Regions from separate parts of the Mus musculus genome. Here region 1 is linked to region 2. Evidence: chromatin loops called from intact Hi-C (ENCODE). Cell type or tissue: left cerebral cortex. All regions are shown on one strand. Each heading gives the region's core, and the rest is flanking DNA. Links, peaks and the distances in the headings are about the cores only.

What was found. Peaks named below come from ENCODE experiments on the same cell type or tissue, not always from the same donor. Only the 100,000 strongest peaks of a DNase experiment are listed, where the experiment ranks them.
Region 1: it touches region 2 in a loop (4-fold over the local background); 3 of 42 quality-filtered maps call a loop at or near these places.

Annotation. Positions count from the first base shown.
Region 1 is chr11:32,337,783-32,343,608 of GRCm38, forward strand. No RefSeq gene overlaps it. Among named protein-coding and RNA genes, the nearest start is that of Sh3pxd2b, 7.1 kb to the right of the region's middle. In left cerebral cortex, for the core only: CTCF peaks have their summits at 3,524 (motif pointing left) and 5,234; DNase peaks (open chromatin) are centred at 1,705, 2,904, 3,468, 4,573 and 1 more place; H3K27ac peaks cover 2,033 bases.
Region 2 is chr11:32,497,450-32,503,275 of GRCm38, forward strand. Ubtd2 (ubiquitin domain containing 2) reads left to right here. Exons shown (of 3, transcript NM_173784.4): 2 at 1,776-2,012. Among named protein-coding and RNA genes, the nearest start is that of Efcab9, 27 kb to the right of the region's middle. In left cerebral cortex, for the core only: a CTCF peak has its summit at 2,675; DNase peaks (open chromatin) are centred at 867, 1,494, 1,841 and 2,696; H3K27ac peaks cover 430 bases.

The DNA of each region.
Region 1 (5,826 bases), core at 595-5,594, 160 kb before region 2:
AGGAAAATGAACATGCAGAAGGGGAGGAAGAAAAAGCCGCCATGGGCTGAGGGTCAAGAGAGTGTGGTCCTGGAGGCTGCCCGATTGGAGTTAAGAACATCCCAGATGGAACATAGTAAATGATAGGTAATAACTCACAGTTATCAATAGGAAAGTAGATTCTATCAGCATGGAGGGGATTGTGCTGATTAAGGCTTATTATACATGTAAAGGCTATGGGTGTGTCTTTCATCTGGGAACTCATTAACCAAAGATGGAGTTGAAACTCTGGGCCAGGATTTAAATAATTTTCTACTCCATGTGAGCAATAGGCTCAAAGAACTAGACCCAGGTTCCATATTTCTAAGAGGCATGGGTTAGAACCAGATCAAACCATCATGATATTTTTGGCAAGGGTGGGTGCTGGCCAACAAGAGTATAAAGCTCAGCTTCCTCAGCTGGAACTGTTCAGTGAGATGCTGCTGCAGAGCAATCAAACATGAGGAAGAAGTTCAGCTCCACAGAGCACAGACGGGAAGGTGATGGCCTAATGGTCATGTGATGGGAGGGCAGTCTAAGTCCTCTGCCGGTCTGATGGTCCTGTGCTAGGAAGGCAGCCTAAGTCCTCTGCTGGTCTGATGGTCCTGTGCTAGGAAGGCAGCCTAAGTCCTCTGCTGGTCTGATGGTCCTGTGCTAGGAAGGCAGCCTAAGTCCTCTGCTGGTCTGATGGTCCTGTGCTAGGAAGGCAGCCTAAGTCCTCTGCTAGTCTTTGACTTTGCCACGCTTGAGATTCTAGTTTGGTTGGACCAAGCATTCTGAGGCCTGCTTCCCTGAGGCTGAGTCAGTAGTAGGCAAGGCTGCCCGTCCACGTGGGTGAGGAGGACACTGATGACCAAGACCTGGACATCACAGTCACCCAGCATGATCATCAACCCAAGCTCCATCTACATCCCTGTCTCTGTGTCATTCACTGAACTTAACACATCAATTGAGACTCTTAGTCTCAGGGTCATGGATTCGAGCCCACAGTGGGCACCAAATACCACTAGACTGTCTCTGTCTACTCACCAGCTCTCAAATAATGACACACAGAGTCTTACATTTGCTTATGAATGCTAGGCCTTATAGTGTATGCTGTTTCCCAAGTAGCTCGTATAACTTAATTAGCCTGTTTATTCTAATCTACCATCTGCCACGTGGCCCATTACCTCTCCTTCAGTCCTGGCACCTGTTCCTTCCTCTGTGTCTGGCTTGTGACTCCCCCATGCCTGATTTCTTTCCAGGAGTATCTACCTCTGCCCAGATTTCCCACCTTTCATCTTCTGCCCTGCTATACACATTCAGCTCTCTATTAAACCAGTCAGAAGAATGTTTACAAAATACTAAGGCAGGTGATGTTTCATAAGAATAACAGTACAAAGTCCAGATAGTACTCAGCTCTCTGCTGGTACAGAAATCAACATCTGAATGATACCAAGATAACCTTTACACCATGCATAAGAAGATTACCCCAACAAGTCTCCAGCAACAGCAACAGCACGCTTGCACAGTGTCCACCCAGCTCTTAGCAGGGTAACATGAGACAGACCCAGGACCACGGTTTCTTCAACAGTCCCTTTCCTTCCTCAGGATATCCACCCACACTTCCAGAGCTGGGCTGTCTCAGGGTCAGGCTGTCTGCTGCCAGAACTCTTGGGCCAGAGCCCAACACCACCTCCCAGTCTCTCTTCCCTATGATACTACTCCTACTTGGGGATCTCCTGAATCTTCAATGCCTGCTTGCTCAGCTACCACCCATCCTCTTCCTCTTTCCAATAGCAGATTCTCAGGAGGCGAACCTATTGAACAGCAGTCTTAAAGAGCTGTGGCCAAGGTTTCATATTACTGAGGGTCATGAATTGGCCATCTGGCTCAGAGACACATGCTGGGGTTCAGTGTCACCCTGGCCACCTACAGCATGCCTTGTCCACTTTTATTTTGTCTCTAATGGTGACTCTCTATGGGTGAGACATGTCCCCTGTTTGTCACTTGTTACTAATTGACTGCCTTCCCTGTTAGAATATGAAAGAAAAAAAATCCCTACCTGTTGTGCTTGTTTCTCTCTCCCAAGCATCTTGTTCAGTACTTGACGGGTATTAAGTTCTCAAGTATTATGTTGTCAAGTGAATGATGAATAAATGGCTCAAGTGAATGAATGAATGGGCTCCCAGAGCCACCTGCACTTTTAAACCATGCTCTTCTGCAGTGTAGCTGAGTAGACAAGGCTGAACCATAGTACGCATAGCCCATAAGGCAACCACAGAGTTAGGTTGTCCTGGGAATGTCTAGAGTGGGAGGCACTGAGGAACAATTACAAAACAGTAACAGTTGCTCCTTGGGGGACTGTTTCACGGACCACCTGGAGAGGTGGCCATCTTGTCTGCAGAAGAGCCACTCAATGGCAGGTGATGCTCACCATTAAACAGTTACATTTTGCTGCAGTGTCTCCCACTTCTGTAAAGGAGACACTGGCCACCAGGTTTAGCCTCTCAGTGGCCTTTGGAGTCTGTGTTCATTGAACTGAAATGTAACTCAAAATGTTTTTTGCTAACAATATGATCGTTACCTGTCCACATCTGTATTTATCCACTCATTTGGTAAATATCTACCAATCAGCTGCCGTGGCTGACCACTCTGAGAAGACCCCCTGTTCTCCTCACAGGAAAGGCAGTGCCCATTTATTCAAGGTTCTTTTCTAGGGCCTGTGGGACTGGGCTGAACTGGGGATAATAGCAAGGGAGATGCCTGACCATCTTCATGTAGGTACATTTTGCTGGAGAGTCATATATGAAGAGATGGCGGCAATGCCAAGAGCTCTGAAGAAAATGCGTGTGGGAGGTGACGGAGGCTGCATTAGGAAAGTCTGCAGAAGGAGAAGACTAAAGCTTTAAAGACAGGAAAAGCATTTCCGAGCAGTGAACAGCATGTATAAAGGGATCCATTTCATGAAACAGAGAGAAGCCAGAGCGGGTGTAGGAAGGTGTGACAGAGGAGGGAACTAGATGAGGTCAGCAGGTCTCTGAAACCAGATTCTGCTAATCCCTAAGAATCTGCTCTAAGAATCTTGGTGACTTTATCCTACGTGCAGCAGGAAGTCACTGGGACATTTAAGCAATGGGAGAATGGGGGTGAGGAATGCAATCTGATTTTTATTGGCTAAACACGCTCCTGACTGAGAATAGAGAGCAGGCTCTGAAACCACTGGTCAGCGGAGGGAGGGAGATATGATATCAGGAAGACTCCCACGCCTGTCCTCAAAGGAAGCTTTGTTTCTTCTCAGAGGCCGCCAGAGATGTTTGAGTTCACATCTCAGCAAAGCATGCTCCTGTGCTGTGACCCTAGGCACCATCTCTTAGCTCCTGTTTTCTCACTGAAAGGAGAAAATTAATGCGCTGAAGATGTGCTGGGCTCACTGTGGCTTGGATAGGTCTGTGAGCTGGAAGCATGACTCCCAACAAGGCAGTGTCCATAAGAGTGAGTCGCGCGGAAGGGCGCCACCTGCAGGAGAGATTGATGTAGTGCTCCAACCTGGTTAGTTCTCTCCAGGGCAACTTATCCTATACAAAAGCATGATGTTCATCCCAAGTCTTCCTGGATGCCCATCTCATCAACAATCTGTTCTGCGGACTTCCACTATTGTAATGCTGCTCATCACAATGTCCTCACTAGACGTCACAGGGGGCCACCTGACCTTGGACCTTTCACTTTCCAAACTATGAACCAAACCAACCTCATTTCTTTATACTGCACCTAGCCTCTAACTTCCTGTTGTATATGGACCAGTATAGGGATGTTAGAAACACAGTTGACTATAGAATTTACATTGTTATAGATGACAGCTAGCTGGTGCACAGTAACAGTTACATCTCTTTATAAAGTGGGGGGAAGGTGGACAACGTGAGATGGGAAGACAAGAAAGCAGCACAGAGGGGGTTAGTCATGGCAGCCTTGGACACCAATTACACTGAAGAACATCTGTGGATAGGGGCATCCCAGGAAGACTTCTGGGCACGAGAAGATTGTAAACAGTGCTCCCTTTAAGGAAATAAAACTTGGCCACAGGAAAGATGGAGATGATGGAAGAGAAGCTTCAGGGTCTCTCCCTGTTGCTTGGACCACATAGCCTCCTGTCATCCCATGAGGCTCTCCCTGCATGGGGATTCTACTTAAGCCAGCTTCCTCTAGGCATGGTTTGCTTGTACGAGGACCACAAGCCTTCATGGGTGTTGTTCTTGTGATGAGCATCCCTACGAACACAAGCATACAGACTGCACCTCAGAGAGATCCTCTCTGAACCTTCTCCATCCAACTGTGTCCTAGAAAAGAGCTCAGTTCCCTCCCCGAAGCTGCTGCTGAAAAGGCAACAAAAAGCAGGCTTCAGCCTCCCTGGCCTGATTGTCTTCAGTCTAGGGACTGGGAGAAGTGCAGCCTGCCAGCTTTACAGACGTCAGAATCTCGGAAGGACCAGGAGCTCATTCAAGCTTGAAGAGATGCCCCTCCAGAACGTGCTCCTTCCTGTATGATCCTGCCGTGTGGAACACAGCACTCCATCAGCTCCAGCAGGGCTGTTCTGTGCTCTGCAGCACTTGAGTTTGCAAAATGCCTTCTGGACCAGGGATCTGGAACAGTGAGAGCTAAAGCTGGAGTCTAAGCTCTATCCCTGGCTTCTGCAGACCTAAATCAAGGGCAATACTCTACTCCCAAATGCCTCTGTGAGACAGAAAAGCAGAGAAGTCCGCCTAGAGGCTGGTTTGTCACTAGCAAGGGCACATTGGTCAAGCATCCAGTCTTGCCTATCACAGAAGCATCACTCAGAAACGCTCTGCAAGTCTCTGCAGGCAGCTGGAAGTTTTTAAACAAGTGAAGTCAATCTGGCTCCTAGGAAGCTTTGAGCCTGGTGTGTGTGTGTGTGTGTGTGTGTGTGTGTGTGTTGAATATGTGAATGCATGGGAATGTGCACACACCCATGTAGAGGCAGTCTGCATCCCTCAGGTCTGAGTCTAGTCCTATAAACAGACACTTAGTAGATGATGATGATGGAGATGGAGATGATGATGATGATGGAGATAACCATGGTGCTGAGAAGCAGTTCACTACCACACCAGCCTGCAGAGGGCGCCCTCAGTGCATGCTTACACCAGCCTGCAGGGGGCACCATGGAGACTGTGTGCCAATCAGCAAACCACAGATGGCTATGAAATAGGGCAACTGTCTAGGTATAGCCTTTCCCTAAAGAAGATCTTTTTCTCCTTTTCTGTTAAGATATATTTTGTGTGTGTGTGAATGCAGGTGCCTACAGTGGACAGAAGAGGGCGCCAGATCCTCTGGAGCTGGAGTTTCAGGTTATGAGCCATCCCTGATGACTGCAGGGAACCAGACTCATGTTGTCTGCAAGAGCAACAAGAGGGAAGAAAGAAAGAAAGAAAGAAAGAAAGAAAGAAAGAAAGAAAGAAAGAAAGAAAGAAAGAAAGAAAGAAAGAAAGAAAGAAAGAAAGAAAGGAAGGAAGGAAGGAAGGAAGGAAGGAAGGAAGGAAGAAAGAAAGAAAGAAAGAAAGAAAGAAAGGGAGGGAGGAAGGAAGGGAAGGAAAGGAGGGAGGGAGGGAGAGAGAACATTTTAAAGAAGAAAACTGAGGAGTTGGCTGCACAATAAGAACAGGTTTATTTCAGAGAAAACCTGAGAAGGCCTTTGTGATGGTGTGTATATGCCCAGCCTAGGGAGTGGCAATATTAGAAGGTGTGGAGCGGGTGTGGCCTTGTTGGAGTAGGTGTGTCACTGTGGGTGTGGGCTATGGACTATAAAACACTCCT
Region 2 (5,826 bases), core at 443-5,442:
CTAGTAGTTATTTTCCTGAATTTGGTGGTCTGGTTTGTTTCCCTTGAACACTGAAAAGTAGCTTTTTGCCTTTTTAGATTTGCTCAGTTCAAATTTCTTGGCTCTATATGTCCAAAGATCCTAATATTCAAACTATTTCACACCATTTACTCTACGTGTGTCTCTGTTACTGCATCTGCCACTCGTATTTTGACCTTGTTAATTTGATGAAATACTTACTCTTTTTGGCTGCTGGCATATGTGCATGTGTGTGTGTGCGCGCATGTTTTAATGAACAAAAAAGAACTTTTGTCTGGAAAATCCCCATATTTTCCTGGGGTTGTTCATAATTACCCATTGTACACACCTTTTACCAGAGTTGTACATTTGTTATAGTTACTTTGTTGTTGTTGCTGTGGGTTTTTTGTTTGTTTGTTTTTTTCTGAGACAGGGTTTCTCCCTGTAGCCCTGGCTGTCTTGGAACTCACTTTGTAGACCAGGCTGGCCTCAAACTCAGAAATCCGCTTGCCTCTGCCTCCCAAGTGCTGGGATTAAAGGCATGCGGCGTTGTTTGTTTTGTTTTTGTTTTTTGTTTGTTTGTTTTTGAGACAGGATCTCTCTTTGTAGGCCTTGATATCCTGGAACACTGCTGTGTAGACCAGGCTGGCCATGAACTCAAAGATTCAACTGCTTGTGTGTATGCTTGTTTATGAGGCGGGGTTAATATGTGTGCTTGAGACCAGAGGTCAGCCTCAGGAGCCATCATCTTGTTTGTTATCATAGGTCCCTCATTAGTTTGGAACTCAGCAAATAGAAGAGGCTTGGTGGCAGTGAACTCCAAGGACTTACTTGCTTGTCTCTACCTCCGAAGATCTGTCTGGGATTACAAATGTGCCACCCACAGCCAGACTTTTATTTTATGTGGGTCATACATGGGGATTAAATTTGGGTCCTCATGCTTGCAGTGCAAGCACTTCACCAACTAAGCTATGTTCCCAACCCACAGTTTAATTCTGTGTGTGTTACTTTCTACTTTATTTATTTATTTATTTATTTATTTGTTTATTTATTTATAATACGGGTTCTCTCACTAAATGTGAAGTTTGCTTCTTTGTCCAGACTGGCTGGCCAGTGAGCTCCAGAAATCTGCCCGTCTCTGTCTCCTGCTGGTAACCCAGGCATTTTACTGACTAAGCCATCTCCCTAGTTTCCTGTGATTGATTGATTGATTGATTGGTTGGTTATTAATTAATTAATTAGTTTTGGGGTTTTCGAGGTAGAGTTTCTCTATGTAACTCTTGGCTATCCTCAGACTCAGAGATCCACTTGCCTGCCTCCTGAGTGCTGGGATTAAAGGTATACACCATCACCACCCAGCCCATAATTATTTTTAATCATCCTTTGGAAATATGATTGGAAAAGAGCTATTGATTTACTGAAAATTATGCATCCTGGTGCAGTGGCTCATGCCTATAATCCTAGCACTTGGGAGACTAAAACAGAAGGATTGCGAGGAGTTGGAAGCCAGCCAGGACTACAGTGTGAAACCCTGTCTCAAGGAAGGAAAAAAAGAAGCAGAAAAGAAACTTTTGCAGCTAGCTATCTCCATTTTCTCTAGATTAGTAAATAGAATTTTAGCCAGAAATCAGCAAAAAAGGCAAACCTCTAGCTGTAATTATGGTAAAAGAATCTGAAATAGGAATATGGCCATGTAACCTTTTTTTTTTCTTTTAACAAAGAATAGGGAGTGTGTGTGTGTGTGTGTGAATATTGATGTTAGTATTTTCTCTTTTTAGTTGCTCTAGGTCGTAACCAGCCTTTGAAAAAGGAGAAACCAAAATGGAAAAGTGACTATCCCATGACAGATGGACAACTGCGCAGCAAGAGGGATGAATTCTGGGACACTGCACCAGCTTTTGAAGGCCGGAAAGAGATCTGGGATGCCTTGAAGGCCGCTGCACATGCTTTTGAAAGCAATGATCATGAACTGGCACAGGCAATCATTGACGGTGCAAACATAACACTACCACACGGTAGGTTTGGTGTCCTGATGACAAAGGGGCATAGCAGAGGACCACCTGGAGAGAGACTTTTTTTTTTTTTAATACATTACTCAATTTTTTAAAAATTTATTTATTTTTATTTTGTGTACATTTGTAATTTGACTACATGTATGTCTATGTGAGGGTGTCGGATCCCCTGGGACAGGAGTTAAAGACAGTTGAGAGCTGCCATGTGTGTGCTGGGACTTCAACTCAGGTCCTCTGGTAGAGCAGCCAGTGCTCTTAACCACTGAACCATCTCTCCAGCACCCTCATTTTTTATTGTAGTTAAAATAAATATATAGCTTTTCTCTCTTTTTTATTTATTTATTTTTATTTTTTTGGTGGTTTTTCGAGACAGGGTTTCTCTGTATAGCCCTGGCTGTCCTGGAACTCACTTTGTAGACCAGGCTGGCCTCGAACTCAGAAATCCACCTGCCTCTGCCTCCCGAGTGCTGGGATTAAAGCCGTGCATCACCACGACCAGCTTCTTTTTAGCTGGTTGTAGTTTGTGTCTTGGTTCATTTTTATGTTTCTTAATCTCAGAAAAGAGAACATTTGCTAAATGGGTATTTTCTACTTTCTATGTGACTTAGTTCTCTCTAGAGACAAGCCCCCAGTCTGCTTCCCTCTTGCAGTGTACATCCCCACCTGGTGGTAGCTGCTGCTGCCACCACTGCCTTAACTACTTTCCTGTCAGAGTTGAAGTTCATTTTTGAAGATTAATATTTGGGGTGGGGAGCATACAGAAGAGATGGCTCAGTGTTTGCTGCTCTAGTAGGGGATCTGGGTTCAGTTCCCCTCGGTGGCTCGAAAGTGTCTGACTCCAGGTCCAGGGAAATCTGATTCCCTCTCTGGCTTCTGCAGGCACTGCGTTATGTGGCACACACACACATATATATATATATACACAGACATGTATACACATACATTCACACACATTGCATACATATAAACATACATACAGGGTTATTTATATATGCTAGGCAAACATATATAAAAATAAAATCTCTTCTTTTAAATGTGCTTTTATTTTCTATGTATGGTTATTTTTGTCATTTGGATGCTGGGAAACAGACCCATGTCCTGGAAGAACAGCAACTCTTATCTGCCATCTTTTCACCCCCAACTTCAAAGTTTTTAAAGATTGTTTTCCTTGACTATAGTCTGAGCCATACAAGAAATCTTTCTTGCTTTAGAAGTGTGACTAAGAATCATAATGTATATGTATCTAGGGACACATAGATGCTAGATATGTGCACATACTCTATTATGGTCTCATTGATTCAAAACATTAAATGTTTGGTGTTATGCTGAGATTTAGGTGTTAGTTTTATATATGTACTCTTTGTTCTTTTGATTTATGTATTTGTGTTTTTCTCTTTAGCTTTTCAAGTTAATAGCTTTCTGGGTTGTTTCTTCAGACTTATGTAAGGGACAAACACCTACAGGTACCGTTGTCCTTTGTTCATTATTATGCCACCATTGTTTTTCCCAAGGTCTTTTTTATTTTATTTGTAGAGGGGCAGTGCTTTAGTAATTTAATCATCTGCAGAATGTTCTTTGACTCTTTGTCCAATACAGGATGTTTTACTCATAAGCCTTGCCAAATTTCCAAATCCCCATTATAGTCTAATTAGTTGTGCTTCTAAGAAGCATTCCTTGTTTTATGACTGTCTGTTATTTATTATGAGAACTCTTTAGCACAGGCTTATATCCCCAACATTTATTGAATTTGAATTATTTGAGCGCCATTTCAGGATGCCCATTTAGTTTCAGTTTTCAGGTTAGTGCTTAAATCCTTTACCTCCTCCATGCTTGTAGAGGAGGAGATGGTCACATGGTTTCCATCTGCCCCTTCAGCTACCCCATTAGAGAATACAGGTTCTTCTTTTTGTATTACTCAGTTCTTTCTGATGCGTACATCCCTTTTCCCAAACTGAATCTATTGTGGTTGTTTTAATCTAGAATCCTGGATCTCTGAATTCCTCATTTTATATGTAATATAGTTATCTGTAGCTAATTATGGTCTCCAAATTGTGGCTTAATTTAAAAGCTCATGGGAACAGAGATCAACCAGATGGCTCCGCAGTGTTTACCATCAAGTCTGATGACATGTGAGGTATATATATATATATAATTTTTTTTAAATGTATGTGAGTACACTGTAGCTATCTTTAGACACACCAGAAGAGGGCATTGGATCCCATTACAGATGGTTGTAAGCCACCATGTGGTTGCTGGGAATTGAACTCAGTACCTCTGAAAGAGGAGATGGTGCTCTTAACCTGATGAGCCATCTCTCCAGCCCAACATGTGAGTTTAATCCCAGGAACCAGCACAGTAGAAGGAAAGAGAACCAACTCCCTCAAGTTGCCCTATGATGTCCATATGTGCACTATAGCATACACACATACACACAATAATTACATTAAATAAATGTAACAAGTGTGTTTTAAAATGCTTTTAAGTTTATAAAGACAAAGTATCTGTTTCATGTATAGACACACTGTATATCCTATTAAGTATAGACTCAAATCTCTATTAAATATTTAAGTCTGATTTCTGCTCCATCTACATGAACTGTCAAGAAAAATAATGTTGCTGAGCCAGGTATAGTAATGCATGCCTTTAATCTCAGCACTCAGGAGGCAGAGATAGGTGGATCTCTTTGAGTTCAAAGCCAGCTTGGTTGGTCTACTTAGCTAGTCTAGTAGAGCAAGGCCTGCATAAACAAACCCTGTCTCAATATCCCAAAACAATGACAATGATGATTTTTCCTGGCAGTCCCATCAACCAGCATGTCATGTCTTTAATCTTAGCACTTGGGAGGCAGAAGTGAATGGACCTGAGTTTGAGGCCAGCCTGGTCTACAGAGCAAGTTCCAGAATAGCCAGGGCTACACAGAGAAACCTTGTATTGAAAACTAAAAGAAAGAAAGACATCACTTGTGCTTCTCCTGTAGTGATTAAAGCTATGTGGCTTTAAGCAAATCATTTCTGTGACCTTCATTTCTCTTTGTTATTTGTGGTCCACATGGGGGGAGAGATTGTGTGAGAGAAAAACATATTCTGCATAAGCATGGAAGAACCGTGAGCATTCCTCTCAAATGAATTATCACAGACTTGTCGGCAATAAGGTTTTGTCATTGATATCCTTGAATGTTTCTCTATTTTTTTCTAAAGCTTATCAATAATATCTCTTGAGTGGGCCTGTCAATTAAGCTCTGTCATATATCCCTAATTAGCCATCAGTTACAATTCAGCTACTTAATTGGATGTTTTTATTTAGACCTGCTCAGTGGTAGGTTGTGACATCACTTGTGCTTCTCCTGTAGTGATTAAAGCTATGTGGCTTTAAGCAAATCATTTCTGTGACCTTCATTTCTCTTTGTCATCTGTGGTCCACATGGGTCTGGTTGGGTGAATCTCTTATGAGTCATTTATGATAGTGCTTGACCTACCAAAAGCACTTAGTAAATTAAACACTGGAGCTGTTGAGTTTGTTTTTTTTTTCCCTTACACTGGACTCTGGTGCTAACAGGTAAGTTTCCTGCACCACCCTTGACTTACAGATTCTGACCTGGCTGTGTTCCCATAGCCTCCTGTCTGTAAACAGCTTCTTCCCATAGCTTTTACAGCATTTTTTTTTTAATTGCCTTAAATTTCTTCAAGAGTTTGTTCCTTTTTTCTCATGGTTTGGTATTTTGTCATTATGTAAAAATTCTAAAAATATGCCTATTTAAAAAAAAAGTTAGTTGTAATGGGTGTATGTATGTCAACTCTCTTATTTAAAAAAAAAATTA